Regions from separate parts of the Mus musculus genome. Here all the other regions are linked to region 3. A link is a loop called in an ENCODE intact Hi-C map of the cell type or tissue named here. Cell type or tissue: left cerebral cortex. All regions are shown on one strand.

Region 1 (8,000 bases), 220 kb after region 3:
AGAAAGAAAAAAGAGAGAGAAGGAAGAAGAAAGGAAAGAAAGGAAGAAAAAGAGAGAGAGAAAGAAAGAAGAGAAGAGAGAAAGAAGGAAGGAAGGAAGGAAGGAAGGAAGGAAGAAAGAGAGAAAGAAAGAAATTAAGAAAGGAAGAAGAAAAGGAGAAAGAAAGTAAAATTTATTCCTTTAGTACCACACTTTAGTCAGTGTGGTAAATAGCACTATCTTCCTTCTTCACCGATAAGAAAATGAAGGTTTATAGAGGGGACGGATAATTATCCTATAGAAACAAAAGCAAAAATGTTAAGGTCAGGGTTGATCACAGGCATGCACTCTTAAGTGTTATTCAGCCTGACTCTGCTCTGCAGAGACTCAGGCAAAGACAGCTTTTGGAATAAATGAATCAGTTACCCAGCCAGAGCCTCATATTTCTGCAAGACCTAACTAGCAAACCATGCCCCGAGCAGGAGTCCACTGAACTCTGGCTCTGAGAACTGTTCTGTGCTTATTTACAGTATGCGGTCGGTCCATGCTTGCTTTATGAGCTGACCCTAGTCCTTGCCGTCCAGGCTGAGATTCCTACCCCTGGCACTGCGGATCGGATCGGTGCTTTCTCTTTCATCACAAGGGCATGGTAGATACTGACGTCTTCCAAATGAAGCAATTAGTGAAGGCTATTAAAAGAAGTTTCCAAACCCAGTGATTGCAAAACGCATTAGCTGAGCAAAATTTTCAGGGGTGGGGGTTGTCCTCCCATTACCTGACTTGAGTTCAAGTAGTAAAGGCAAGAAATAATAAGCAAATTATACTAACCAATGCTAACCAGATCCAAAATTTACAACAAACGTCAGCAACATGACCCTTAAGTCCCTGGCAGAGTGTTCCATAGGAAGCTATGGTAGATGCTTGCAAGCTCTTCAGCAGCTCGCAGCCGGCCAGCGAGGCTGAATACACCATTAAATGATGGCAGAGTTATTTTCAGCTCACACTCAGACTCAGCAGGTGGCCAGAGAGCTGGGATCAGCTGTGGTGACCTGGGAATTTCCCTTAAATTCTCATCACAGAGCCTATTTTGACTCATTTCTAGAGGATGAAGATATTCATAATACTCCTTTATACAACTTATTCAAGGATATACCCAAGCAGTAAACTTTCACTTGTATTATTTCTTCCCCTCGGAGAAAGCCTACCATTGACTTATCTTACAGAACCACAGAGGATCACTGAGTCTTATTGCTCATACTGACATTTGAAGAGATCAAAATAAAAAATCACAGATATCTGAGGAAAGCCTACAACAAGAAAGACAAACACATACTATGGAAGACAAAAGGTGATCAGGGAACAGAAGAGAACTTACCAGAGAGAACTAATTCAGTATGTTCAGAAATACTCAAGACTATGTAAGCAAGGATTCAGCAGAAAAAGGAAACAAACATTTGAAAAGCACATTGACAAGCAAAAAGGATACTCTGAAACCTGAAAATAAGAGGCTGGAGTTTTAATGTTACACATGTGTGCGTGGAAGACATAACATGAGCTGAACTTAGGGAACTTCTCAGCTTACAAAACCAAGTTAAGTCAGGAGAAGAGAAGGGGGAGGCAGGGAGCAGGGGAAGAGAGAGGGAAGGAGGGAGAGAGAGGGAGGAAGGGGGAGGGGAGGGGAGGGGAGGGAGAAGGGAGGGGAGGGGAGGGGAGGGAGAAGGGAGGGGAGGGGAGGGGAGGGGAGGGGAGGGGAGGGGAGGGGAGGGGAGGGGAGGGGAGGGGAGGAGAGGAGAGGAGAGGAGAGGAGAGGAGAGGAGAGGAGAGGAGAGGAGAGGAGAGGAGAGGAGAGGAGAGGAGAGGAGAGGAGAGAGGAGAGGAGAGGAGAGGAGAGGAGAGGAGAGGAGAGGAGAGGAGAGGAGAGGAGAGGAGAGGAGAGAGGAGAGGGTCAGAGTCAGACAGAGGTGTGGTGGAGAAAGAGTAATCTAATCCCAGGACAGCTGGGACTTTATTAAAGAGAAATCTAGAGAGGACAAGGATACCAAAGGGCAGAAACTTATTTGAAAGGCAAAGCACAGGAGAATTCCTAGAGGTGCCTGGAGGCTATCCTTAAAGACCAAGATCCCACAGAGTGCCTAGTGAATTAGCCAAAGATAGACATGCCTCAACACATTAGGGTACAACCTGAGAACAGAAGAAATTAAGAAAATGCCTTAGGACTTTTCTTGGGTTGGGCAAAACAATAGAAATGTCCTCCTAGATTATAGTACAAAGCTAATAGCAGAAAAGAAAACAGGGCTGGTGAGATGGCTCGGTGGTTAAGAGCACGGACTATTCTTCCAGAGGTCCTGAGTTCAAATCCCAGCAACCACATGGTGGCTCACAACCATCCATAATGAGAAACAAACTTAAAAACAAACGAACGAACAAACAAACTAAAAAGTATGGGCTGAGATCAGGGCTGAAGTGAGGATGAGAAAGGGATGGGGAAGAAAACGGGGAGTGGGGGAGAGGAAGAAAAACCAAAAGCAAAACTAACAAACAAACAAACAAACAAACAAACAAAAAACCAGTAAGACAGCCAGTGTCTGAGGAAGCAGAACCACAGGTTCTGAAAGCAGAAATCACAACCATCATCTGAGAATAGCTGACCTGGTGGAGAGGAGACAGAACCACAGGCCACCAGGATTTCTATTATCCTTGCACAAGTATTACTTTCAAGGTGAAATACATGTGTGCATAAAGATTACACGATAAACACTGGTTGTAAAATTATGTATACTCCTATCGTAAAATATGTTACCTACATATTTATAAAATTATCACAAGCATGGAATATGTGTTACTGTGTGCATGTGTCTAGTAAAGCCATATTTGTAGGCTGTGTGATTTTTGCTCACAGAGAGGAAATCCATCCTTCCCTGTGTGTTTCGTCCTAACAGGAGGCCAGGTGTTCTCCTGTGTATATGGGTTACTCTGCACTCACGATTACTGATGAGTGTCCTACAGAGCCATAAAGTCATTTCCCATAAAGGTCCCCTAGTGGCCTGTACAGTCAACAAGCCTCCTCCCTGCGAAGCTTCCAAACAGGCCGTGGTTAGGCTGAGCCAACAGGATATAAAAAACACTTGGTTCAGACATGGAAATTTCAACTTGAAACAGTTGGGATTTTCTGATCTTAACTAAATGTTTTTTTTTAGAAACTGAGTTTCGTCAAACCTGTTTGTGTAAATGGGGAGCGAGCCATAGGAACCCAAGGAGCCTTTGATTCTTCCTGCTGCTACACGCTGAGAAAAATAAACCTCCTGGTTATTTTGAGCCTTGACTAATTTCTTTAGAAAAAGAAAAATAGTTTTCTAATTGGTCCCTTTGTAGCACAAAGGGCTAATCTGAGTGGACCTTGCCATCAAGTAATGGGGTAGAGTTCTCACTTGGTGTTGACGACTAGAAACTCTGACTGGGGCTTTAAACGCTCTTGGCAAACACTCTAGACCATGTATAAAGCGAGGTGAAGCAGGGGATTAAATCCCTGCTTGGTGTGTGTGGGAGCTGTAAAGACTCCCCAGCCCCAGGGACACAGCATTCATTAAACTGCACTGGCAGCTCCGTGGGGCTTAAGTTGTCTTTGATGGTATTTTTCTAAGCCTGGTACCTTTCCAGTTGACTATAAGAAAAGCATCCCTCAGAGTTAGGGCACAGTGCAGACTGCAAGATTCAACTCACAGCTGATAATTTCCCTAGAGGCAGGCAAACCACAGGAAGGCAAAAAAAAAAAAAAAAAAAACACCAAGGTCTCACAAGAGAAATTGTTTTTGTGGAAAAATTCTGAGTGCACAGAGCCAAAGTAGGAGGAGCTGGCCAGTCACACAATAATTCAAGGACCACAGGTAGGAACAGCCCCTGGGGAGGGTGCAGTTTGGTCATACACTCACTCAAGGAAGAAAAACAAGAAGCCAGAAATCATGGTGAAATTGTTTGCCCCAAAGAGGAGTTGCTATAAATATAGATGCCGTGGGATAGAAGGAACAGGAAGAAAAACAGCAAGCCTGCATTCAGAATGAGGTGCAGGCTCCACAGTGATGGGAGCCCCAGGGGATCTGCAGGTCTTTGTATTCTAAAATGATGCTTTTATTGAATTTAGACTTGGTGCTAACAATGTCCCTTTAGACCTGGACTGTTTTTCTGGGGTGGAGTTAAAGAGTTAACTTCAGAGGGAGGATGCAGGAGGCAGCCACCCAGACATAATGCTGAAGGTGCAGATGGAGGCCAGACCTCAGGTGGTCCCATGTGTCCATACCCTACATAGTCCACTCCCCTTGAGAGTGGGTAGAATCCTATCCTACCTGTGACTGGCTTGCAGATAACTAACTGTGGGGATGGTCACAGAAGGCCTGTCCTGGGATGGCTGCATGATTTTTAAGACTCTCTCTTAGCAGATTGGACAAAAGATCCTACTTGAGTTTTGATGAAGTAAGTAGCCTTGTTATAGCAGTCTCTGTAGCAAAACCCTACAAGTGAGTTTGAAATGATAGGAAATGCTAGGTAGGACCTAAGTTTGGTTCCCAGCTGCAGCCAGACAGACACAGGCTGGAAAACTGGCTCCTAGGGCCCAGCCCTGAGGAAGTGAATTCTGTTCTCAGCCTGCATGAGCTTGACAGAGGGCGGTGTGAGAGCTAGAATCGAAGCCTAACAATCCCGAACTTCTCTCTGTGTTGGACCTCACAATATCTGCGGCAACAGAAAATGGTTTCTCAGGTTAGAAGCAGGAGAGAGGCCATGAAAGGTGTGAAGGCAGATGACTTTCAACGGGAAAAGGAGGAGCGGCACAGCTGCCTGTGTCCTTCTACATCAGCTGCTCTCCTGAATGCTGCGACAAAGGACCTGGAATGCGCATCGCAAGGAAGGAAAGGTTTACTTTAGCCCATGACCTTAGTCCAGCATGAAAGAGAAGGCATGACGGCAGGGACATGAGACCTGGCACTGTGGTGTGGCTTCTTCTTCTACTCAGTTCAGAACCCCATTTCTCACCTCAGTTAAACCTCTTTGGAAACACGCTTATAGACACCTAGAGATGTGTGTCCTGTTGACAATCAGGATTAACTGATATTAGCCTCTGTCATCTCAGGCTCCCTGCTGGGCACTGCCCACAGCACACCAAATGTAAGCTTTGCTCGCCATTGAACTATTGCCTAGGATAACACCCAGCCGTGTATTCTAGAAACCTAATTCATCAATTTAGAAAGTTCTTTAATGTTGGCCTTACAGGATGCCAAAAAGGGAAAGATTTGTTTTTCTTTTCTGTTCATAGACTTTTGATCTGATGCAAACCCTTCTGGAAGAGGGAAGACAGAACTTCCTGCAACTATTCCTCACCTGCCTCATCTCACACACCACAGCTTTCGAAAATATCCTCTTCCATGAAATGCTGCCCCTCTGCAGTCTTCCCCTTAGAGAGTCCGCCTGATATCGATGAGTTGAGTCACCTTGTCCCAGTAACATCAATACATACATATATGTGTGTGTGTGTGTTTACATTTGTTTATTTGTAGAGGAGGTAGGCGCGTGCTTGCTGTAGCACGGGTGTGGAGTTCGGAGGACAACTTTTGGGGGATTCTGGTTTTGCTTCTGCAAAGTCAGTTTTTAGAAGGTCAAACTCAGGTCACTATGCTTGGCTGCAAACCCCTTACTGACTGAGTCATCTCTCCAGACTTCTTAACAGATGCTTTCATAACTTGAACAGTAAATTCGAGAAACACACAAATGTGTATAGTGTCCAGGAGGGAGTTCTGGGCTCCGCAAACCATGGCATACAGCTATAATGGGAAGAGAATTTCAGTGAAGACTTCCAGCCTTTTCCAGAGCTTGCTTGGCCCTTCCTTGTTCTTGCTGGTTGCTGTCTGTCCTAAATAGCTGTGGGGTTTCTTCTTGGGGCCCTAACAGTAGCATCTGTGTAGTGTAGATAGATGTCAGATCCTACCCTCACCCTGAGGAAGAGAGGCTGGACAGCTTGCACTGTGTAGATCACAACTGCTCACATCTGATTTTTCTCAGCCTTCGGCATTATTGCTTATGCTTCTTGAGCCACAGAACAGTGTGTGTGTTCTTCACAAAAGCAAAATGGGAGAAGTCGACACAGAGATGCAATGGTGGGCTTCAGGAAGGGAGGGGTCTCCATATGACAGAAGGCTCTCTGTTTCCTCCCACATGAAAGTCTCTGAGAAGACCCTGCTTGAGGAAGACTGAGAAGGGCAATCCTTCAGTGTAGTGTGTCTTATATTGGTCTGCAAGCCTCCTTGCGCCTCTCCCTCCTACCTGCTCTGCTCTTCCCCTCCCATGTAAATTCTAATGGAATTAGGCAGAGACACTGAAAACTCTGCCTTGTGCAGCTTCAGGTGGTCAGGATGCCCTCAATTAACATTCACAAGAATTGCCTGCCTCCCCTCTCTGGCCAGTAAGCTTCTTGAAGATATGACTTCTGTGATAGGTCCTTATCTATAGAGCCGTGTGTGTGTGTGTGTGTGTGTGTGTGTGTGAGACCACAGAGGTGGCTAGCAGATGAAAGAATTACATTAGTGGCCAGAGAGGGACAGCAACTTAATCTCTTGACACTCCAAAAATAAGGAAAGAGAAGGAGAAGATAGTAATTCCATGAATTTAGGAGTTTTTAAAATGTCCTTTTATTAGGTGTTCCTCGTTAAGATCAACCAGAAAGCCACCCATCCCATCCTGTTCCATGTAATTATGGGGCAGCAAAGTCATTTTATCACATTTTCCAAAAGGGTATGTGTGGACCCCAGTCAGCTGAGGGCAGGTGGCCAGGGCTTCCTTGTCAGTGGCGCTATGAGAAAGGAGCATTAGAAAGTGGTAATATATATGGGTTTTCCTTTTGTGCCAGTTCCTGATTTCTTTTCTGTTTCTTTAACAGACAGAACATATTTCAAACTTTTCTTACTGTGTTTACAATGTTATGCTGCTAAGATGTGATTTCTTTCTCTATTTGATTTCAATTGTTATATATTCTATTAGAACATGGTATAATTTGATGAATTTTAAGTGTGTCTTGTGCCAGCTATTTTAAGCAAACAGTAAAGTTACAGTAAAATACAAGTAAATAATTTTGTAGTATCTCAAAGCAAGAATTGCCACCTTTTCCTGCCCCTCTCCCACTGTCTTCCTTGCTTAACCTCCATTGCAACTCTGACCTGAGAGCCTAGAGGAAGGAAGGTACCAGGAAGCAGCCCTAGCCACTCATGGGGTCTTTACTGGTTCTTCTTGCCTCTCCTTAGTACTCCCACTCCTTCATGCTGCTCACAGAACCCAGGCCTCCACCACCCTGGGGTGCATATCAGTCTGTCCTCTCCTGTGGTGACCATCTCACAGAGCCAGGCATGCTTGGAAAGGCAGTCGGTACCAGCACTTACAGCTAGGACCAGCTATGTTCCTCCAGATGCCCAGGCCCCCACCTCTAGCAAATTTAGGGCCAGTTCACCTGGATCAGAATCTTGGAGAGCCCAGTGGGTGCAGATTTTGGACTAGCCTCTCCTAAGCTGCCCATGTTTGGTTTCTGGTGATCCTTCTCATTGATGCACAATTCTTTATTGCCCTCAGCATCTGTCACATGAGCCTGAACACTGTCCCGGAGGCTGGCTTGCTCCCTAGCCAAATGCAAAAGTTTTGGCATGTTGTGGGCAGGTAGGTCTCCTGTTGCTCTACATTCTCTCTAGCCCTTTCTATTCCTTCCTCGCACACTACCACAGCACGGCCATTGCATCGACATTTCTTCTGTCTGGGCTGCCTGTTGAGAATAGGCAGGAAGGAGGACCAGGGCCTAGCATACATGAGACCCTGGGGTTCAGTCTCAGCTTCTCAGTATAGGGAGGAAATACACACCCTTAATTCCAGTACTCGATAGGCTGAGGCAGGAAGTCCAGGCTTTCAAGGTTATCCTTAGCTGTATAGTGAATTCAAGGCCAACGTGGGCTATGTGAGACTGTTAAAAAACAAAAAAACCAAAAAAAAAAAAA
Region 2 (8,000 bases), 390 kb after region 3:
GAAAAGCATCTAAGAAACTACCCAGCTAATATATTCACTTATATGTGGGGGGGGGGGGAAGCTCAATCCCTCACAGTTTTTGAGATTTTTTTTAGCTGTCAATAAGAACATTAGGCAGATGAAAACTTAGAGGCTAAACTTTCTAGTCTATCACATCTTGAAATGGTTAACTCCCCTCTCCTCTTGCTCCACTCCCGCCTCTCTCTAGTCTATGTACATTCCTGGCCTCCATAATGATGGGCTGTAATAGCCCATTTACTCAGTAGAGTGGATTTCTGAAACCCATTTCCAGATTACAGCCTGTGTGCCAGGGCTGCGTTTATTTTCATTACTAGAGAAAGGGGTGCAGCCTTGTAACGCTGACTTTTCAATAGCTCCATCAGAAAGTGCTCGGAGCACCTTCTCAGTGCTCACCAAATGCTGCAGAATCCTCCAGAGACATACCCCTTCCTTCACACCAGTGAACAAAACCTTCACCACACAATGAACCCCACTGTTCCCCTCCCCAGTCAGACAGCAGCCACTGGGCGCTTTGTAGAAGTTACTTCTTCCCATTCCGGCTTGTCTCCTAACAGAAAGCAATCTCAGACTCAAGACAGTGTACTCTCCTAATTCCTAAAACCTCTGGCCTGAAGAGGACCCAAAGTTTGAAGGAATCAAATCGATCAAGCCAGCAGCATTTTAATATGATTGATTCACAGTGATAGTCTAATAAAATAGCTATCTGTCACTTCAAGTTAATTCAATACATAATAATAAGTATGTATTGGATGACAAAAAAGCTGGGAGTCTTGGTGAGTCTTTAAGAGATGGTGAAGGAGCCCTTTCAACACACAGATACACATCACATATATACATATACCACACATATACATACCACACACAGCACACACACACACACAGAGAGAGAGAGAAAGACAGAGAGAGACAGAGACACAAAGACTGAGAGAGACAGAGAGAGATAGAGACAAAGAGACAGAGACAGAAAGAGTATCACAGAACTTTAAGCTGTGGCTTTTCCAAATAATAGTGCTTTGATGACAAGTGCATCTTAGAGCTCAGCAAACTCTCACCCTACTTCTGTGGTTAGCCCTTCCAAGGCCATGTGATCCAGGTTCATTTTGAGCTCTAAGCCCTGAGCCTACACAGTTCTGACAACTTCTATTTTAAGCCTAGTCTTCAGAGGGAGAGGGGAAAGGGAGAACTTGAGGAAGCTGATGCAGCTTGGTTACTGGGTGGGGAACAGAAGAAGAAAACTCACTGACCCATCCACCAGTGTATCCAGAAGCCAGCTAGCACAGCAGTGAAAGATCAATGATGGAAGGAAAGCGCAATGTGCCTCCCAGGCATGTGTGTTTGAATCCTTGGTCCCCAGCAGGTGGCGCTGTCTTGGAAGGTTGTGGAACCGTTAGGAGGTGGAGCCAGCTGGAGGAGTGCTTCACTGGGCTTGCTCCTGAGGCTTCCTAGCCAGGCTCCGCTTACTGCTCTGCTTCTGCTTCCTGACTGCAGGTGCAATGCGAGCACCCAGCTCATAATCCCTTTCACCACACCATCCTGGCTATGATGGACGGTGTCCCTTTGAACACAAAGCAAAGCAATCTACCCCTTAAAGTAGATTCCTGTTAGTAATTTTCAAGGAGAAGTATAACCAGCACAGTTACCAGGGACTAAACCAATTTTCTGGGACTTATTCTGCCTTTCTTGCTTATTGCTTTGAGCAAAACTGCCTGCTTCCTTTGTGTTGGTAGCCCTTTAGGAACATAGTAACAGCTATTCATATGAGAGATTATGTTACATGCTGGCTGTGACACCCTCACCCCATCCCCAGGGTAAGACAGGACCTTATCTCTAGATTTACATAATTATGTGAAAAATATTCTCCATGAACACAAAAAAAGATAGAGAAGCAGCCCCAAGTTGACAGCAGACTCACAGTGGGAAGACCTTCAAATGCTCGGTTAGAAGCTGTGTATGCTGCCTTCACTGAGACAGCAGCACTGTTGTACTCCAGTAGCTTACATTCTGCTGGTCTGAGCAGGTGAATGCTAGCAACAGGCATTCAAGAGTGTTAGGACACAGGGTTTTCCTGTCTGGACATACCAGTGGTCACAAGCCTGCAGAAGGGTCCTAAGAGGTTGCATTGGGATATACAACTTCAGAGAAGGCACGTGTGACTCAGTCTCACAGCTTCTCCTTTGCTAGCCCCCATGACTGGTGCTTTTGGCTCTAGGCCTCTACTCCACCCCCACGAGGCCACTGCTTCAGACAAGCTAGAAAGGAATTATGATAAGCCATGTGTATCTCATAAATCCAAAACTGGGTGGAGTGATTGGACATCCTAAAATGTAATTAGGAACTTCAGGGTTTTATTTGTTTGTTTGTTTGTTTGTTTGATCATAGCAGTACCAGATGAACTGGGATAGTCAGCACTCATGAAGCAGGGTTGTGTTGGTGAGGAGGTGGAGGGACACTTTAATCAAATAGAGTGGAGCAGAATGCTGTCCCTCCTGAGAAGAGCAGCATAATTCACACGGTATGAGGAGAGAAATAAGGTGTGGTGGTTTGAATGAGAATGTAAGGTCTTCTATTTGAATGCTTAGTTCCTAGCTGTTGGACTGTTTAGGAAGGACTGGGAGGCATGGCCTTGTTGTAGGGAGGCTTTGAAGTTTCAAACCCCTCTCTTTCTGCCAAGTGCTTATGAGCCAAATGTAAGCTCTCAGCTACTGCACCAGTGCTATGCCTGCCTGCCTGCCTGCCTGCCTGCCTGCCTGCCTGCCTGCCACCATGCTTCCCACCGTGATGATCATAGGGACCTCTGAAACCATGAGCAAGCTTTCACGTCAATGCTTTCTTATATACACTGCCTTGGTCATGGTGTCTCTCCACAGCAACCATACCTAAGACAAGGGGGAATCTGCTGGCTGTAAATGACATGTTATCACAGGGCCACATTTTTGCCAGGGTCTCCATAGTAGGCAAGGCGAGGGGGGGTCAGGGTTGTGAATAGAGAAATATCCTCCTTTCTAGAGCATAGCATAGGAATGGGGTGAAGCCTTCAAGTCCACATTGATCAATTTCCCAACCAGAGCTAAGCCCTGAGCCAAGCGCTGGCCCTCTACTGGGCCAGGAAGCAGGTGTGGAGCGTGTTGCCATAGTGACACTAAGCAAACCTGCCCCACTTACGTTGAGCATTCCAAAGGTTCCTCAAATAGAAATAGACTTTTTTTTCACACTTCCTAAGAAGATCTGTTGTTGTTGACTATTTGTTTATATATCACCATAAAGTTTAGTGATCACACGACATGAAGTGCTGTGGAAGGATGAGGAGGCTCCCACACCAGCACAACGTTTTCTCTGAAAGATTACCACCGACCTGACATCCAGGCAGAATATCAATCCATCTATTAATTCCAGCAGTTAAAATGAGTTTTAGTAACATCTTTAGGCAGTTCATTTCCCAGCTTCCCCCAGCTCTGCAGACCTCAACACGTCATGAAGATGCTAAATAGCTCAGAGAAGTAAAATTAGGACGGGAATCAAGATCTAGCCATTCCTGTAGATGGGCTGAAAAGCTTCTCCCTTCAAGCTTCCAGAACAAAGGTGCACTCTGACCTGTCCAATCCCACCGGGCATTGCTGGCTAGAGAGCGCCACCTACTGCTCACCCTCCGCTACTCTCAGTACAAGAGTCCCTTTGTCAGCTCCAAGCATCCTGACCGCCCTACGCCAACTCTAATATTTGTAATTATTGTGCGTCTCAGACTGTGAGATCAAAGAAGAGGAAGAAAAGCAGCCTCCAAACGTGAGAAGGGAGTAAGACAGAAGGCTTTAAATGTCTCTTTGCTCCAGACACCTGCTCCTGAGGATGCTTGGGGACTGAATTCAAGGGCAGATGCAGCTGGCAAGTTTCATTACCCCTGACCGCATAGAGAAGCGATAAAGGGCAATCGGAAGAAAAAAAGAGAAAGCTTGGGTGACAGAGCAAAAGGAAAGAGACTCTGGACACAGCAGCTAAGAAAGAGATAAACTGAGCTCTACTTTACCGTCACCCCTCCCTCCTAATTAACAAGTTTTAGCCACCTAGATGGGAGTCCACATTTGAGTCTGTCCGATATTGTCAGTGTACCTCTCCTGGGGTTTTTAGGTTTAGCCCGGGACACTGTGGTTCGCTGCAGGGCCCACATCTGCGGGCTGTTGCATGTGGCTGTTTCTACTGTGTTTCTGTGTGTTGCTGTTGGGTTTGCTTGCACTGGCTAGGGTTCCTTTCAGAAAGGTCTGGCACACTTTCCTGCTCTCCAGACTTGAGCCACATCTTTCAGAGTCAACAAACATATCAGGACTTAGACAAGAATAAGATCCTTCTCACCTGAAAACGAACGAACAGACAAATACACCTAGACAGTGACATCTGGTCCCCAGAAGGGATCCATGGAAGGACATGAAGGTAACACTTATTGAAGATCTAGGGAAGGGAGCCATCACAGGCTTAGATCATCAATATTCCTAATAAAGATGGCGTTGGGGGAAGCTGATGCATTAACAAGGGCAAATAGGAAGTAATGAGCAGGATGTGAAGCTGCGACCCCCAGAGCTGTACATCTTTCCCTGTACCAGAGCTCTGGGGCTCTGCCAAGTCGCACCCTTCATGGCAAATGTGCCCACTTGTAGAAGCTGGAAGAACCACCAAGGCAGCACGAAGGGATTTGCTTTTAATAGGTTTATCTCCTTGAATTCCACACAGGAAATGTCCTCCTGTACCTACTGTGAACACTATGAAAGCCTTATGAGAGACCATTTGGAGACCACTCCACAAAGCCCATGAGACCATCTGGAAGCAGATAGTCATCATATCTTTTCGTACACAAAGCATACCAAGACAGCAGAATCCTGAGGAGTTCTAAATAACCAGTTCTTGCAGGGGGAAAGTCCTGGCGTGTAGTGTTTGTTTTCTGTGGTGTAAGTTCTCCCATTGTGCCAACTTTAAGCCATCACCTGAACACGGAATTGGGAAATCCTCGTGTCCATCAGTGCCTCTGGACTACATGAACTCAGCACAGCACAGCACGGCACGGTGCCATCTGTGTGAGTACCATGGGACTCAGCCCATGCACATCCAGGAGTAGAGCATGAAGAGCATTGTGGGACTGGTGGAGTGAGATTAAGAATGTGGGCCCTGGGTTGGGTTTTATGTTACAGATTTCAGTCCTGAATTAGATCATTTTCTTAACTTTCCCTGTAGTAAGAGACACTTCTCTCTGCCCGAGAGCGGTCAGCTGTACCTTCTTCTTCCTGTTGGGCTTGAAAGAAGTATTAGGTCTTTCCAGGTCCACAGAAGCTTCCAGCTGCAGCTGGAGAGTCTGCCTCTCAGCTCTGCACAGGCCCCTGGCTAGCTCATCTGTCCTCCTGGGACCCACTGTGCTGCTCCTTTTGGGATTTGACATGCCTTTGTATTTATATGGGCTAGATCTTTCATTAAAATACTGTTCTTTCATTAAAATCTGTCTGTGCATCCATCCCCAGTGTCTATTCTGCTTCCCCTTCTCAGTGAGTGTCAAGCATCCTTGGGTCTTTCTTGTTACTTGGCTTCCTTGGGTTTGTGGATTGTAGTATGGCTATCTTGTACTTTATGGCTAATGTTCACTTCTGTGGGAGCACATACCATGCACATGTGTTTCTGGGTGTGGCTTATCCCACTCAGGATTAGATTTTCTCGTTTCATCCATTTGACTGCAAATTTCATGATATGCTTATTTTTAATACCTGAGTAGTATTCCATTGTGTAAATGTATTGCATTTTTTAACCCATTCTTCAGTTGAGGGACATCTAGGTTGTTTCCAGTTTCTGGCTATTCATAAATAAACCTTCTATGACTATAGTTGAGCAAGTGTCCGTATTGTGGTGTTAGAGCATCTTTGGGGTATATGCCCAAGAGTAGTATAGCTGAATCTTGAGGTAGAACTATTCCCAATTTTCTGAGAAATTGCCAAATTGATTTCCAAAGTGGTTGTAAAGTTTGCACTCCCATCAGTAATGAAGTCTTCTTCTTGCTCCACATCCTCACCAGCATGTGCTATCCCTTGAGTTTTTTATCTTAACCATTCTGACTAGTGTAAGATAAAATCTAAGAGTCTTTTTTTTTTCATTTCCCTGATGACTAAGGATACTGGACATTTGAAACTAGGTGAGAGAGGGAGTGCAGAGGGGAACAGGGGGAATCAAGTGTAGGGAAGATGGAGGCAGATAGAACTGAGAGAGAGAAATGAAATTGGTGGGGGAGGGTGCATCTCTGATACAATCAGGACAAGGGAAACTCCCAGGAATCTATGAGAGTGACCTAAAACTCCTAGCAGTAGAGGACATGAAACCTGAAGTAGTCACCTCCTGTAACAAGGCAAGAATTCCAATGGAGAGATGAATACACCAACCTATCCACAAAACCTTTGACTCGCAATTTGTCCTGCCCACAAGATGTCAGGGATAAGGATGGAGCAGAAATTGAGAGAATGGCCAGGCAGTTACAGGTCCAGGTCACTGGGCTGGGAAAATGGTTCAGTCAGGAAAATGCTTGTTTTGCAAGCACAAGGCCCTAAGCCCATCCCAGAACGTACATTTTATAAAACACTCAGACTGGCACCCTGGAGCTAAGGCTGCCACACAGCCCTCTGCAGGCAAGTCTCCACCAGGAGAGAGGGGGCTCACTCTTAAGCTCAGAGTTGAGATCACCACTTTCTCTCCAATAACTGTCTAAAGCAGGGCCTGCCAGGAGTGCCAGGGCACAGGAACAGCAGAGCAGCTGAGGACAGGATCCTCCTGGTCACCATCTGCATCCAGGAGCTAAGGTTGCTCCACAACCCTCCACATACAAACCCCTCTCAAGAGAGAGCTGATCTCTGCAGGAGTGCTGACATACCTAAAATCACAGACTTACAGGCCCATAGCACGGAAAAGCTCCAGTCAGAGACAGCAAGACCAACTAACACCAGAGATAACCAGATGGCGAGAGGGAAGCACAAGAACATTACCAACAGAAACCAAGGCTACTTGGCATCATCAGAACCCAGTTCTCTCACCAGAGCAAGCCCTGGATACCTCAACACACCAGAAAAGCAAGATTCGGATTTAAAATCACATCTCATGATGATGATAGAAGACTTTAATAAGGACATAAATAACTCCCTTAAAAAAATACAAGAGAACACAGGTAAACAGCTTGAAGCCCTTAAAGAGGAAATACAAAAATCCCTTAAAGAATTGCAGGAAAATACAACCAAACAAGTGAAGAAATTGAACAAAACCATCCAGGATCTAAAAATGGAAATAGAAACAATAAAGGAATTACAAAGGGAGACAACTCTGGAGATAGAAAACCTAGGGAAGAAATCAGGGGTCATAGATACAAGCATCACCAACAGAATACATGAGATAGAAGAGAGAATCTCAGATGTAGAAGATATCATAAAAAACATTGACACAACCATCAAAAAAAAGGCAAAATGCTCCTAACTCAAAATATCCTGGAAATCCAGGACACAATAAGAAGACCAAATCTAAGGATACTATGTATTGAAGAGAGTATAGCCAACTTAAAGGGCTAGTAAATATCTTCAACAACATTATAGAAGAAAACTTCCCTAATGAGAGAGAGAGAGAGAGAGAGATAGAGAGAGAGAGAGAGGCCCATGAGCATACAAGAAGTCTGCAGAACTCCAAATAGACTGGACCAGAAAAGAAATTCCTTCTGTTACATACTATTCAAAACACCAAATGCACAGAACAAAGAAAGAATATTAAAAGCAGTAAGGGGAAAGATCAACATATAAAGGCAGACCTCTCAGAATTACACCAGACTTCTAACCAGAGACTTTTAAAAGATCCTGGAAAGATGTCATACAAACCCTAAGAGAACACAAATGCCAGTCCAGGCTACTATACCCAGCAAAACTCTCAATTACCATAGTTGGAAAAAACAAGATATTCCATGATAAAAACAAATTTACACA
Region 3 (8,000 bases):
ATTTCATGTTTGAAATTAAAGATTAGATCCCTGTGGTTGTTACTGGAATTTATTCAGGTAAAATGCTTTATATTTCAAGTCTTGTTATGTTCTCAAAAGTAAACAGTATTTCCTCTTGTTAGAAAGTGCATTAAACTGTATAGTGGTGACAGAGCAGACAGACCTAGTGCTATAGATTGGATGCTCTTGCTTTCTCTTCTTTGTACTTCTATGACCCAAATCAGATACCAACTCAGATAGTTTCAATACTTTAACAATTCTCTTTATTTTCTAAGACACTGGACCAAAACTGTGAAGATACTTCTAAGGATAAACAAGACTCTCACACAACACAAAATTGACTGTTCAGACTCAGAGTTAAAACAAATTATTTCCTTTGAAGGTTAACTGAGTTCCTTTTAAGGTTTCTCCAGAAGCCATCATCTAGTGCATATACTGCTCACAGCCAGGAAAAGGCCTTCTGCCTTATATAAAGGTAAAGGCATTTGCTCCTTATTGATGACAGTTCTGATAGCCAAGGGTCATTGATGTGGATGCAGGAGACACTCATCATGCTTCCCAGCGATCCTCACCCCACTAAAACCAATGTGCTTGCTTACTGCTGCACACTAGTATACGGAAGCAAGAAAACAAAGAATTGAGCCGTGATGGCTGTAGACTTAACTTTCTATCAAAAAATAAAAACGTTAGAGTTACAAGTAAATTTTTGTGTGGCATTTTTAGGATGATGAAGCCTTTAATGCTAGATACTGATTTCTTACTAGAGTGTTTAAGAATGGCAATCTCATAAAGCTTCAAATGTTGCCAGATCATGTCTAAACTGGCATAAACAATTCTTTTCTCATCTAAACTCATTTCATGCCACTACATGAGTCAAAATTAAACATCTTGTAGTTACTGAAAACTGGATACTGGCAGAGGTGTGCACAATTATAGAATAGAAAACTGTGAATGCCCACTTTGCACATACTTCTTATAGTTATGGTTGGAAGTAAGATGGTCTACCTAGGTAAACAGAGATATTAGTTTCTTAAAAAACTGGAAGAAAAACATAAATATGTCAGTAGTGCTAGTGATTCATGACACTAATCAAAGCTCTTTCAAAAGAAAAATAAAAAGGTGCAAAGCTGAGTCTCTATCTCAAGCCAAACAAATGCCATTCATTTTAAATTTTTTATTAAAAATTTTAATGTGGCCGGTCGGTGGTGGTGCACGCCTTTAATCCCAGCACTTGGGAGGCAGAGGCAGGCGGGTTTCTGAGTTTGAGGCCATCCTGGTCTACAAAGTGAGTTCCAGGACAGCCAGGGCTATTCAGAGAAACCCTGTCTCAAAAAAACAAACAAACAAACAAACAAACAAAATCAATGTGCTTCCATTGAAATAGAATCATATCACTTAAATAAATTAGTTATAGCACTGTTCTCCACATTAGGATAAAAACTTCCTTTCATTTTAGCAGGGAGAAAGTTGAATTAAATAGGTTTCACTGGCCCTGTTTCTTCTGACAAAGACAGTTTCAGCTTAAAAATTAAGAAACAATAAGTTTTAAAGCCTCTATTCAGATGCCATGTGGTCCAGCAGTGAAAGAGTTAACATTCAACGTCGCTGAACCAAGCAAGCTTCTGATCCATTCCATTTCTCACAAGCTGCCCTACAATGAGCTGAGCAAGTATCAACTGTAATTTGATCCAGGAGTTTATGGGGAAAAAAATAACTGCACATACTCAACATGCACATTTAATAAAAATCTTTTTTAAGAGAAACATATCCAATAAACACAATTTAAGGCGTATTTAATTGTTTGATTAACTTCAAACCTGCAATTCCTTTGCTTTCCTGACGCTCTCAAATAAAATAGGAGAAAGGAGGGGGAAGAACCAGCTCCACGGCAGGGAAAAGAGGCTTGAAAAACAACTTTGATTGGCACTTGGCCTGACCCACAGAGGAAGAAAAACAGTTTTTGGACAAAGAGCGCAAATATTTGAGCTTGCTTATTTATGTGCTTGCTTGTTTTTCCTAGGACATAAAGAGCAATCCTAAATTGACTGTAGATAGGAAAATTGACAAAAACGGCACCATATTCATCTTAGCTCTCAAATATGCACAGCTCAGCAATTTTAATTCATTGGTGCTGGACAAACAGAAACACCTCACCTAATGATTTCATTTCATGCAATGTAAAAATAAGAGTGTAAAAAAGAAACAGATTATATTAGTCAAGGAGGCTATTCAGATCTTATTAAAACCTCTTCTGCGTCTACAGGGACATTTTGTCATCCTTTCTCTCCCTGCATCCCCATCCCCCACGGGGCGATTAAGCCAAGTAAGCTAAACAATACTGGAGTAAACTTTCTATCAGTCACTCTGGAAAGCAATAAGCCAATCCTGGGTCGGATTTTCTCGATCGACATCGCGGTGGGGGATGATAAGGAGGGCGAACCCAAGTCGTCTTCAGCCTCCACCTCCACCAACCCAAGCTGAAAGCGCTGGAAGATCGAACAGCATTTCCTATGGGTATAAAGTTCAAGATGCCTTCATGGTGCCTTTCGGGACCCACCAAGAGAATGTCAAGAGGCGGTGCCAAGGCACCGTAGGCCTGGCAGAAGCGACCCAGTCGAAGAAAACACCCCCCCAGAGTCAGCCACCGGGGAGAGGCAGCCAGTCTCCTGCAGACCAAACTGGTTGCTGTGATTTCAGGCCAGCCTCCATCCCCAGCCGAGCCGGTTCCTCCCAGCATCCCAGCATCCCTTCAGCCTCGGGGCAGACCCGGCGGCAGCCCAGGGGCCGGGCGCAGGGACCCGCGGGGGGACACTTTGCCTCTCGTCCCCCCTCCCCCGCAAGCGCCGCCCGGACCCGGACCGTGGGGAGCGCCTCGCCGCCGGACGCGGCCGCGCCGTACCTTCCGCAGCACTTTCCGGCAGTTGGTGCAGAGCAGGTAGTTGGCCGAGGCCGACGCGCTGCTGCCACCGCGGTTCATCGCGCCGGAGCCGGGCTGTCACCGCGGCCGCTAGCGAAGGGCTGCTTCAACGTTCTCTTCTCAGGGGGTCGGGCGGCAGCGACGGCGCAGCGGCTGCCCGCGCGAGCTCGGCGGGGACGGCAGCCGCGGCACTCAGCGACCCGTTGTTCCTCCCGCCCCCATCGCCAGACCCCCGCCCCGCCAGCCAGGACGAGCAGCCGCGGCCGTCTCAGCTTCTCAGTGCGGCCCCGCCCCCGAGGCCCGCCGCCTTCAGGGCAGCCGCGCTGGGCACCGCCCCCTCCCGCCAACCAGACGGCACCGGCAACGCCCCCTTCTGCACCCGCATCCAATGAGTGGCTCCGGCCAATCGCGGGAGGCGAGAGCAACACGAATCTCCGGGCAAGTTAAGTTTATCTCCGAGGCTCGATGCTGAAGAGTGACCCTGGGTTAGTTAGGTAGTGGGGTGGGAGGGACTCCAATCTACCAATGAGAAATGGAGGTGTGGTGTATGCAAATTATCAGGAACTCTAGCGCCACCCTCAGGACAAGCCACGCCTCTCTGCAAAAACCGTGCAGAATGGAGAGTGAGATTAAATAGCTGGAAGCTAGAGCTCGCTAGAGGATCTGAGACCTAGCTAAACATTTCCTGATCTCTCGGGAGTGGGCCGGGTGGACGCTAGAACGTTCCTTCCTCCGGGGCAGAGATTCAGCTTTCTCTCCATGGATCTAAATCTAATAGCTGTGAGGAAGACTGCGGTCTTGCAGCACTTTGCTCCCACAGATCTCAAAGAACTTTATGTTCTTTATGCACTCTGTAAATCTGGTACGAAAGACCAACTACCTACGGCTGTAGAGTTAGAAGTCTACACAGCTATTGGAGTTGGAGACCCGGAGACACATCTTTGGTTTAGGGGTTTTTCCCTCTCTCCGACGATCGTTCTCACAGCAAAGAAAGTTCGTTTATCATGAACAAGTCAGAGATTGATACACACACACACACACACACACACACACACACACACACACACACACAAATCCTGTGGGAGGCCTCTGGTTAGAAACTTGCAGAGCACAATCCCTGCCTGTGATGGAAGGTTTTGAGTACGAATTGCCATTTAAAACGATTGGACTGGACCTTCCTCTCTCAAAACTGACAACGGTGAGTCAGGGTTTAGCTTCTATGTTCTGGAGACAGAAGGCATAAGTCACTGAGGAAAGCTCCGGCTGGCCAGATGCCCAACCCAGGCGAGTGAGAGAGCCAGGTACTCCGAGGGGCCAAACACCAACCCCGGACTGCAGACCAGACTCTGGCTGCCTGCTCCCCAGTGAGAACAAAGGCGGTGCAAAGCGAGCACCTGATTGGCTCAGGGTGCTCACCGGTGTCGTGGAGCCCATGATAGGGTGCTTCTGCTACTGGCGCAGAGCACCAAGCTCCCAAGAACTGCAGTTCCCCAGCCGGCCTTGGCGGTGACCACACCGCACTGCGTGCTATGACATCACCTGTTTTCGCTCTTGAGAACCTAATCTGTATTCTCGGCTTCTCGTTTTCTAAAGGTCTCGAGTGTGTCAGGAATTGTGAAGGCCTGCAATTTGTAGAATGTATCTGTGGAGATGGTTTTAAAGAACCGACCCACTGGTTTACTTGTATTGTTTTTCTTGTATTGTTTTTAATTTAACATACTACCCTGTGTTAGGAATTTTGTGTACTATGATGTAAAATCGGGAAGGCGCTGTTGGAGAAGCCTGCACGGTTAGCATAACAAAGCCATTAGACCAAACTGTTGTTCAAACTACCAATCTCTTCCATACTCAACATCTGTCTCCACTCCATCTCTTTAGAGACCTACACCTTAAACAAGCCTACACAAAGAACAAAGGAGATGAAAATCTGCCCGCACAGGTTTAAACAGACTGAACAACCTCAAGGGTCTATCTAGGTGATATGGTTAGGTGAAGGTCCATTTAGCTAGTGATAGCAAAGTGTGGTCTGATGCTGGGTAGACCTCCATAGTCTAGAACAGCAGTGATTTGGGTAGGTTGCTAAAAATTCAGTTAAAAGAAATGGTAAAAGTTGCTTGGCATGGTGGCGCACGCCTTTAATCCCAGCACTCGGGAGGCAGAGGCAGGCGGATTTGTGAGTTCAAGGCCAGCCTGGTCTACAAAGTGAGTTCCAGGACAGACAGGGCTATACAGAGAAACCCTGTCCAAAAAAAAAAAAAAAAAAAAAAAAGAAAAAGAAAAGAAAAGAAAAGAAACGGTAAAACTAAGAAAACTCAATGAAGGAAGAAAATACTGTGTGCCTTTCATTGCAGAGAACCAAGAAACCTAGGCAGAAAGTCAGCAAGACATTTTTGTTGGGTTGGTTTGGGTTTTTTTTGTTTGTTTGTTTGTTTTCCTGAAAATTGAAACACATATGTGTTCCCATTTTTCCGGAGTTTCTTTTTTTTATTATTATTATTTTAATTAGGCATTTTCTTCATTTACATTCCCAATGCTACCCCAAAAGTCCCCCATACCCTCCCCCCCACCCCCACCTCCACACACACACACTTCTTGGCCCTGGCGTTCCCCTGTACTGAGGCATATAAATTTGCAAGACCAATGGGCCTCTCTTTCCACTGATGGCCGACTAGGCCATCTTCTGATACATATGCAGCTAGAGACACGAGCTCCAGGGGGTACTGGTTAGTTCATATTGTTGTTCCACCTATAGGGTTGCAGATCTCTTTAGCTCCTTGGATACTTTCTCTAGCTCCTCCATTGGGGTCCTTGTGATCCAACCAATAGCTGACTGTGAGCATCCACTTCTGTGTTTGCTAGGCCCCGGCATAAGAGACAGCTATATCGGGTCCTTTCTTTGCTGAGTTTCTTAATCTATATTCTTGGCTGGGCCTCTCCCTCCTCCCACCCACCCCCCTCTCTCTCTGAGATGGGGTCTTACTAAGTAGCTCTTGCTGTCCTGGAATTCACTATGGCTGGCCTCACTCTTACAAAGATTCAACTACCTCTGTCTCCCAAGTACTAGGATTAAAGTGTCACACTGCCATGCCCAGTGGGTTTGTGTTCTAAAGCTGACTTTCTGTGAATCCATATTAAAACAATGGAGAAGCTGAAGGATGAAGTGAATTTAGTCCAAAGATTGAAGTTCCCTCAAATAGTGTTTTATTTCAAATAGTTTTCTAATATTTTTATAACTTTTCCTTTTTCCCATCTAAGAGCAAATGTCTCTTTTACAAAGAGGTCTTTTACATTCTTTAATAAATAAATCCCAAGAAATGATGGCCACAGGGTCCATGCTGGCAAAACTGATATCCTCTACCTAAGATTACTAAAGGAAGGTTTCTTTTGTCCACCACCTTCCATTTTGATCAGCCTTGTCTTTAGAGCTATTTATTCAGCTATGAATCATCTACTTCATGGTAACGTTTCCTTTTGTTGTTTGGTTTTGGTTTTAGTTTTGTTTTTGAGACAGGGTTTCTTTTCATAGACCTGGTTGTCCTAGAATTTGCCCTATAGACCAGGCTAGCCTCAAACTCAGAGATGTGCCTGCCTCTGCTTCAGAATAAAGGTGTGTGACACCAGGCTTGTGTTTTTTTGTTGTTTGGGGTTTGGTAACATTTCTTAGATTGGCCTGTGATGTGTGATTGTGTGGTCCTCCCTGAAGTGCTCAGGGCCATTGAGTCATCTTCTTCTGGTCTTGACATTTTGGGTCCTCATACCCAGGCTTTCTTCATATGTGTTCTCTCTCCTGGTAGAATCCAGCTTTCTCTTGCCTTTCTCTTCAGTTCTTTGCCTGTTGAGGCCTTCCTTCCTGCACTAGCCAGCTTGGCTGGAGAGAATGAGACCTACGGAGTGACTTACCAACTTAGGATTCTAGTGATCACTTGGAGGGAAAGATGAAAGCCAGCTGTTTTGACTTTACTCAAAATGAGAAGAAATGCCAATCCTCTGTTGTCTAAAATAGGGAAGATGCTTAAAAATAGGATATGGGCGAAACTTGCTACCACTGTGAAGAGTTCCTTTCTTGTTACTTTGTTTTTCTTATTTATCTATTGAGTGCACATGTGTGTACTCAGGAGCAAAGGCATGAAGGTGAGAGGAACAGTGAGAGAGGTGGTTCTTCCCTCCTACTACCTTCGCTCCAGGAATCACTTATGCCATGAGGTTCCTGCAGATACAGCCTCCCGCTGGGCCATCTTTCTGCACTCTACTGAATATTTCCATTAAAAACTTAGGGTGAATCTTTATTAAATATTTTGCATGATTTGAAACTCATGTCATAACCATTTGCTGATTTAGAAATTTTCTTCAAATGTGACTTTTTTTTAAACAAGGTGTGCATCAAGTTTTAGGGCTCAGAAACACCATAACTACTTTCCATTTCTCTATGGCTGAACTTTCACATTGTTTCTGGGTGTTCCAATGTTGTAATAAACTTCCTCATATATAAGTTTTTGCTTCGCAGCTCTCATTGGTAGGTAGAGAATTTTAGAGTACAGGGGAATAGGCCTAGTTGAAGGCCCTCAAACACTTGCTGAGCATATTTTGTGGAAAGGTTTGAAAGAGCCCACAGTGAAGCAGTCATCTGAATACACAGATCTGCTCTGTCACCTCTAGTGTCAGCCCATTAACATTCAACCCACCTGAGTACCCTCCCTCTCCTACTGACTCATTGCCGTTCTTCTGTTGAAAGGTTTCCTACTGAACTCAAATGCTTGTCCAAGCATCATGGTCCCTTTCTAGGCTTCTGCTCTACCGTCAAGCTCTCTGCTGGAGTGATGATAAAAATGCTTCCTCACAGACTCTGAACCCTGGAGGACATAAGTAGAGCTCCACACATCCCTAAGTCTTACCTGTGCTCCAGCTAAGTGCTCAGAACATCCTGGAGACCAATGAGTTTGTATTCTTCCTTTCAAACATTCTTTCAGGGAAGGTCTTCCTAATCTTTAATAACAGTGATGGGATCTTATAAAAGGATTCCAGTAAATATTTGTGTAAAGAATTGCCCATAAAAACTAATTCTGTGGAGCAGAAAGATTGGGTC

Evidence for each region. A loop is a pair of places that touch in the nucleus more often than their neighbours do. Peaks named below come from ENCODE experiments on the same cell type or tissue, not always from the same donor. Only the 100,000 strongest peaks of a DNase experiment are listed, where the experiment ranks them.
Region 1: a loop joins it to region 3, with 6 times the contacts of the local background. A loop is called at or near these places in 7 of 42 quality-filtered maps.
Region 2: it touches region 3 in a loop (4-fold over the local background); 17 of 42 quality-filtered maps call a loop at or near these places.

What each region holds. Positions count from the first base shown.
Region 1 is chr9:14,054,600-14,062,599 of GRCm38, reverse strand. No RefSeq gene overlaps it. Among named protein-coding and RNA genes, the nearest start is that of 1700019J19Rik, 31 kb to the left of the region's middle. In left cerebral cortex, CTCF peaks have their summits at 3,032 and 3,760; DNase peaks (open chromatin) are centred at 3,160, 3,580, 3,944 and 4,561; H3K27ac peaks cover 2,282 bases.
Region 2 is chr9:13,885,493-13,893,492 of GRCm38, reverse strand. No RefSeq gene overlaps it. Among named protein-coding and RNA genes, the nearest start is that of Fam76b, 62 kb to the right of the region's middle. In left cerebral cortex, CTCF peaks have their summits at 1,364 (motif pointing right) and 3,656 (motif pointing left); DNase peaks (open chromatin) are centred at 2,226, 3,162 and 3,642.
Region 3 is chr9:14,271,529-14,279,528 of GRCm38, reverse strand. Sesn3 (sestrin 3) reads right to left here and starts at 3,228. Exons shown (of 10, transcript NM_030261.4): 1 at 2,900-3,228. The coding sequence starts at 2,977. In left cerebral cortex, CTCF peaks have their summits at 1,831, 3,499 (motif pointing left) and 4,420; DNase peaks (open chromatin) are centred at 2,403, 2,789, 3,406, 4,292 and 2 more places; H3K4me3 peaks cover 4,322 bases; H3K27ac peaks cover 3,248 bases.